2 separate regions of the Homo sapiens genome follow, and region 1 is linked to region 2. A link is a contact called in ENCODE Hi-C or POLR2A ChIA-PET data. All regions are on one chromosome and are shown on one strand. The core of a region is the stretch at or near the end of the contact, and the rest is flanking DNA. Distances in the headings are between cores, read along the strand shown. Region 1 overlaps RAI14 (retinoic acid induced 14). Region 2 has its middle 170 kb from the start of RAI14-DT.

The links. Hi-C counts contacts between places; a loop is a spot of excess contacts on that map. ChIA-PET counts read pairs that join two places held with the same protein, here RNA polymerase II (POLR2A). Pooled maps may share reads with other maps.
Region 1: a loop to region 2 is called in a pooled map, with 5 times the contacts of the local background. The contact joins two enhancer-like sites. A Hi-C loop is called at or near these places in 3 of 168 maps with a recorded cell type or tissue (Caco-2, ascending aorta and endothelial cell of umbilical vein) and 8 of 50 pooled maps. POLR2A ChIA-PET finds 5 or more read pairs at or near these places in 1 of 52 experiments (PC-9).

The regions. Positions count from the first base shown.
Region 1 is chr5:34,672,586-34,675,617 of GRCh38, reverse strand. All of the region lies in intron 1 of RAI14 (retinoic acid induced 14), which reads right to left. Among named protein-coding and RNA genes, the nearest start is that of RAI14, 18 kb to the right of the region's middle. Within about 2 kb of position 1,262, at least 6 of the 41 ENCODE cell types and tissues checked have a DNase peak (open chromatin) inside an H3K27ac peak, as active enhancers do; they include PC-9 and ascending aorta, where a contact is called at or near this core.
Region 2 is chr5:34,485,646-34,488,860 of GRCh38, reverse strand. No RefSeq gene overlaps it. Among named protein-coding and RNA genes, the nearest start is that of RAI14-DT, 170 kb to the left of the region's middle. RefSeq lists an enhancer at 2,416-2,575. Within about 2 kb of position 1,425, at least 14 of the 41 ENCODE cell types and tissues checked have a DNase peak (open chromatin) inside an H3K27ac peak, as active enhancers do; they include PC-9 and ascending aorta, where a contact is called at or near this core.

The DNA of each region.
Region 1 (3,032 bases), core at 13-2,512, 190 kb before region 2:
CACCACACCCAACTAATTTTTGTATTTCTTGTAGAAACAGAGTCTCTGTGTTGCCCAGGCTGGTCTTGCACTGCTGGCCTCAAACGTTCCTCCGGCCTGTGCCTCCCAAAGTGCTGGGATTACAGGCATGAGCCACCACGCCTGGCCAGGATTCTATTTCTAAGACACATCCAGAAAAGGTAAATTTATAAAGACAAAAAGTAGATTGGTGGTTGTCCAGGGCTGGGAACGCTAACAGGAAGTAATTGCAAATGCCATAAAGGATCTTTCTGGGGTGAGGGAAATGTTCTAAAACTAGATGGTGGTGATGACAGTAAAATTCTGTTAATTTACTAAAAGTTGTTGAATTGTATACTAAAATTAGTGAATTTTACAGAAAGTAAGTTCTAACTCAGTGAAGTTGTTCTTAAAAAGATCCAGTGGCCTGGGCACGGGAGGCTCACGCCTATAATCCCAGCACTTTGGGAGGCAGGGGTGGGTGGATCACAAGGTCAAGAGATGGAGACCATCCTGGCCAACATGGTGAAACCCCATCTCTACTAAAAATACAAAAATTAGCTGGGTGTGGTGGTACATGCCTGTAGTCCCAGCTACTTGGGAAGCTGAGGCAGGAGAATCACTTGAACCCAGGAGGTGGAGGTTGCAGTGAGCTGAGATCACACCACTGGACTCAGGCCTGGTGACAAAGCGAGACTCAGTCTCAAAAAAAAAAAAAAAAAATCCAATGAAGTCTGAGCATGGTGGCTCATGCCTGTAATCCCAGCACTTTGGAAGCCCGAGATGGGCGGATCACCTGAAGTCAGGAGTTCAAGACCAGCCTGGTCAACATGGCGAAACCCCGTCTCCACTAAAAAATACAAAAATTAGCCAGGCATGGTAGCGGATGCCTGTAATCCTAGCTACTACTCGGGAGGCTGAAGCAGGAGAATCGCTTGAATCTGGGAGGCGGAGGTCGCAGTCAGGTGAGATCGCACCACTGTACTCCAGCCTGGGCAACGGAAGGAGATTCTGCCTCAAAAAAAAAAAAAAAACAAAAGATCCGATTCAAAAAGCAAAAGGGAGACCCATATACAAAGGAATTGGTTATGAAAAATATCTTTAGAGTGAGTAAGAGAACAGGTTCTATTCATGGCTATATTTAATCCCTGTTGTTAACCTAGAAAGAATGAATTGCCAGAAGTTGGCTTACTACATATTCATTGGTTCTTTGACTCAGTTTTGAAATAAGGAAACTTGGACTCTCACATTCTGGAATGTTGGAGACGTCATTTACAATGATCGCAGTGGTGTCACTTGGCTTGTGAATCTCTTTCCTTACCCAGGCATCCAGTGTCTTAATACTTTTCAGAATAAGGAATATATAAATATGTTAATGACATAGATTCTGTGAACTCTGATGCCCTAGAAGGGAGTGGAAGGAAAGTCCAGAAATTATTTCTGCTGTCCCAACTATCATATTTGGACATTACTCAAACACTGTGTATTCAAAAAAAGGATTTTTTTTTTGTCTGCAGTCCAACAGAGAGGGGGTGCTGGCTCACATGAAGGTAGGCCTCCCATTTCCTTGAGCAGAACGCTGTGGCCTGGTACTCCAGTAGTGGATCCATAAGTGGTCTGATCAACAGGGCACAGCCTTCCCTCCTACCCTCCCCACCCACTCCAACCAGGTCATTCTGGTAATAGCTACTCCCCTAGAGGTGGAAATGTCTCCTCATCAGGGCTATTCAGAGACTCTGGGGTTTTTAGAGTTGGGGGAGGGGAGGTAGACCTTCCTCTCTGGGTGAGAATTGGGAAACCAGGAGCCTGGTAGCTGCCCAAGACCCAGTTCTAGCTGGTTTGAGAGAGGGGACAGAGGCAGGGGTGGGAATGGGGTTGAGGGGTGCTGATTCCAGGGATCCCTGAGGCCCTGCTATAGCCACACTCTTTTGGCACAGGATGTGGGGTCACATAAGGCAAGGCACGCCCCTTCTAGCCTAAGCTATTTCAAGTTGGGTCTCTGACACTTGCCCTCGGGCACCAAAGTATTTGTCAGTACTCTTAGGTTGCAAGTGACAGAGACCCAACTCAGATGCCACAGTAAAAGAGGTGCCTAGATCTTCAACAGCACAATTGCAGGTTGCATTTCGGTCTGCTCAGCCCATTCCTGAAGTCAGCAGCTAAATTTACTTCACGAAGCTACAGAAGTGAAATATATAATAGGATGACCTACAATGTCCCCTTTGAATCTGCAGGTTAAGGAGGGCATGTTTATCATTCACTTGTTTGGCTATTCACTGCTTGTGGATCTGTCCTGCCCCATTGCCCTCACACAGCCTCACCTCATAAGTCCTCCATTCATTACCCTCCTCTAACATCAGTGCAGTCACTGAAGGAGACCTTGCTGGCAATTCAAGTGTGAGTCTTCTGGGCTATTTCCATTCTGAAAGTAAGTACTGCTCTTTGGGTCTCCTATAGAAACCAGGCCAACAATGAAAACAATCACAATTAACTATAAGTGAATAGCATTAAATGATTTTTAAACCCTCAAGAAATAAAAAGCCACTGTAACAGCTGGGTCTAAGAGGAAATGGTGCTTGGGGTCTGGAAATAGCATTGGACCCTATCTTCTCTGCTCTCCTGGGACTTGACTCCACAGAACTGAGGGAGTACAAAGGAGGGAAACAAGGAAGCTTGTTTCCCTTGAGTACAGGCTAAGGAGGAATAGGAAAAACAAAACCTTCAGGATAGGCAGAAACAATGTGAGAAGGACAGACGGTGGGGAAGTTTCCCTGGGGTATGGGGTGAGAAGGGGTGCTGGGGCTCAGCTGGACCAGTAGACCTCAATGCCTAATGATGAATAGCAGTTAATCCTTGAATAGTGGTGAAGGTATGATATGAAAACACACTGTCACCCTAATTTATTCTAAACAAGACACCTGGAAGAGATACCACCTAACCAAGGCATCACTCCCCAGGGGCCATGCCAGCCTGGATTTGCCACACTACAAATAGAAAAGCCCTTCAGATATTTTTCTGTCACAGAACACTGCAGG
Region 2 (3,215 bases), core at 176-2,675:
GGTATAAAGATGACAACAACATCACCAAAGCTCCATCATCCAGAGATAACCCACAGATAACATTTTGGTATATTTGCTTCAGTTTATGTTTTATTAAAAATAAAAAGGCATTAGTTTCTCCAAGGTGGGGCAAATAAAAAAATAAAAAGACAAAAATCAAAACATTATTGATTTTTGTTTTAGTTTCTTCTAAACTTAAATAAATTGCATATGTATTTTATAATATTTTCTGATGTCTTGAGGATGTATGTGTCAACAACATTTTTATTGGTGGCAATATATTTTATTAAATTAATATATCAAAATTTATGTAAACATTCCCTTACTGTTTGGCAGTAAATGGGCTTCATTTTTTTTGTTATAAATAATAATGAGGCAAAAATGTAAGCATTCAAACCTGCTTATGTCCCCGACAATTTCTGATGATAAATTCCTAGAAGTAGAATGACTAGATCGCTTACACATTTTCTATGATTTCTCTGCGTAGCTCAGTGACTCTATTATCTCTCCTGCTAAACTCAGTTTCTTACAAAACAAAATACAATGAAACTTTGCTAAATAAATAGACAAAAGTAGTATTGGCATACATTTATCCTATGATGGGTGATAAAATGAAGATCCAAAAGCTTTTGGCAGGCTGGAACAGCATCTCAGATGTTTCCAATGACAATTCTTAGGGATATGGTCTGGCATTTAGAGTCACCAGACCAAACGAGTGAAGTACAAGATGAAAGAGATGTGACATAACAACAGGCAAGAGGAGTCATGTGAATCAAAAAAAAAAAAAAAAAATGCTCACTATCTTTGGCCGTAATAATAAAAGTATAGAGTCCAGAACAGGAGGATGATGGTCCTGCTCTGCTCTGCGTGGTCAGAGTCACCCTCAGTACTTGGCCCCACACAGTAAAGGAAACACTAATAAATAGCCCCTGCTCAGAGGAGAGATCAGAATAACAAGAAATAACCTATGTGATCTCACTTTTCTGTATTGAGACTTGGTAGCCATGTCTATGTTATGTGACGCAGGCCCCTGCCCAGGGTTGGCTAATCCCAGGTAGGTCTTCAGAATCTCAATAGGAAGTTGAAATTGACATGAAAGTCACCAATGAGTTACGTGAATGGCAGGACTGCAGTAGGAGGACGCTGACTCCTGCTCTGAATCCCAGCAACTTCCTTCTCAGGTTGGAGATGTTTAATTCCTCTTTTGATTCTATGAGACATCTCAGGTAAAGCTCACCAGAGCCTGTTTCTGTAACTTGCAACTGAAGTATTAATAGAACTGTGCTAGTACACTACGGAAATGTTGAAACAACCATGGTGTTTATTTTGGAGGAGAAAAGACTTAGAGGGAAACATAAGAGCTGTGGGCAAATATTTGAAGGACTGGTCACCGAGAAGCCGAGTCAGGCTTGTTTCACAAGGCCTCAAATGGCAGAACTAGAAAGGTGCAGGGTCCATTGGATTTCCTCAAAGATCGGAGTTGCCTTGGGAAAGAGAGCGTTCTCAGTGCAAATGTCCACATGTTTTTGTGCAACCTCATGACGACTCTTGTAGAGGCATTCGAGCATTAAATGTTACTGCTTTCAGAGCGCTCCTCTGGTCTGGGCAACCACCCTTGTTCATCCCTTTAACTTTTATTTAAGGTACCCTTGGAAGGCCATTCCTGGGATTTGGGTGCCCCTGGGGCAATGAGGTCAAAGACATATACAGAAGGTCCACAACTGACCATGGTTTGACCTAAGATTTACGATGGTGCAGAAAAAATATGTGTTCAGTAGAAACTATACTTCAGAATTTGAACTTTGATCTTTTCCAGGGCTGGTGATAATATAGTACAATGCTCTCTCATGATGCCAGGCAGGGGTAGTGAGCAGCAGCTCCAGTCAGCAACAAAGTCATGAGGACAGACAACTGATACTGTGCTCTACAGTGTACTGTGTTCAATAAATTACACGAGATATTCAACACTTCATGATAAAATAGGCTTAGGTGTTACATGATTTCACCCAACTGTAGGCTAATGGAAGTGTTCTCAGCACGTTTGTGGTAGGCTAGGCTAAGCTATGGTGTTCAGTAGGTTAGGAGTATTAAATGCATTCTCTACTTATGATAATTTCGGCTCACGATGGGTTTACAAGACGTAGCCGCATAAGTCAAGGAACATCTGTACTCTTGGAAGTCACTCTCTTTGGAGACTTCAGGAAAATAGCAAGCAGTTGATTACATCGTTCTAAACATTCTATCATTGTTGATTAAATTAAATTCAGTACAGGATGTTTTTATACTTTAAAGATATAAGCCAAATAGTCTGTGAATTTTGGGGTGGTTTGCTTTGCCTGCTTTGATTATCTTCTGTATGTCAGGAGAGCTGACAAAATTGTTTGCCTTTCTGCCTCCGATACGTTTGCCTACTCCAACCTCCTGCATACTCTTTCTAACAGATGATTTTGTTCCCAGCGGGTCTGAATCGAATCCCAACAGAAGGAAGAGCAGCGCCACCTACTGGGCACGGATTCTCGAGCTTTTTATTCTGAGTATTTACTCCTGTTCTTGGGAGACAACCCCGTTAAAAGTCGCATCACAGAACCCAAATGACATAATCTGAGTCCCCAGTGACATTCTGGAAGAATCTGGAATAATTAAATATCCCACCATTAGTTGGATGGGGCTTCTGAGGTTTGCTTCCAAAGGGAAAGAGACTTAATAAAACAGGCTTCTCCAACAATCCATTATTCTCCAGGTTTACAAAGGCTACCCACCAGTTGGTCAGGCTTTGAGAGCATTTTGGAAGGATCCCGAGTTTTTCTGAAAAAGGAACCATATTTTCTAAAAATCTACAACCTTATTTAAAGCATCTTGAAGAAATACAAAATACAGACACAAGATGGACCAAATGTTAATGGCTTAATTTAACCCATAAGCCTTCCCAAAACTCAAAGAAGTGTTTGGATCTGGTGAGGATCTTGCTTGGCTAGGCAACCTTGCTTGCTTAGTTGTTCTTTCAGTTTAGCTAACATATGAGAGAGGAAAGTGTACAAACAGACCTCTTGTCTTGAGCAGCTGCCTGTCAGCCAGTTGATGAATTGTCTGCCATCTTCTGTTAATGTCCAGGAACTGGTAACTGAGTGGGAAACCCAGTCACTCAGGAAAGAATTGGGCTGTATCTGATACAGTATCAACTAGAATTGTTTTCAAAGCTGTAAACGAAAACAGCT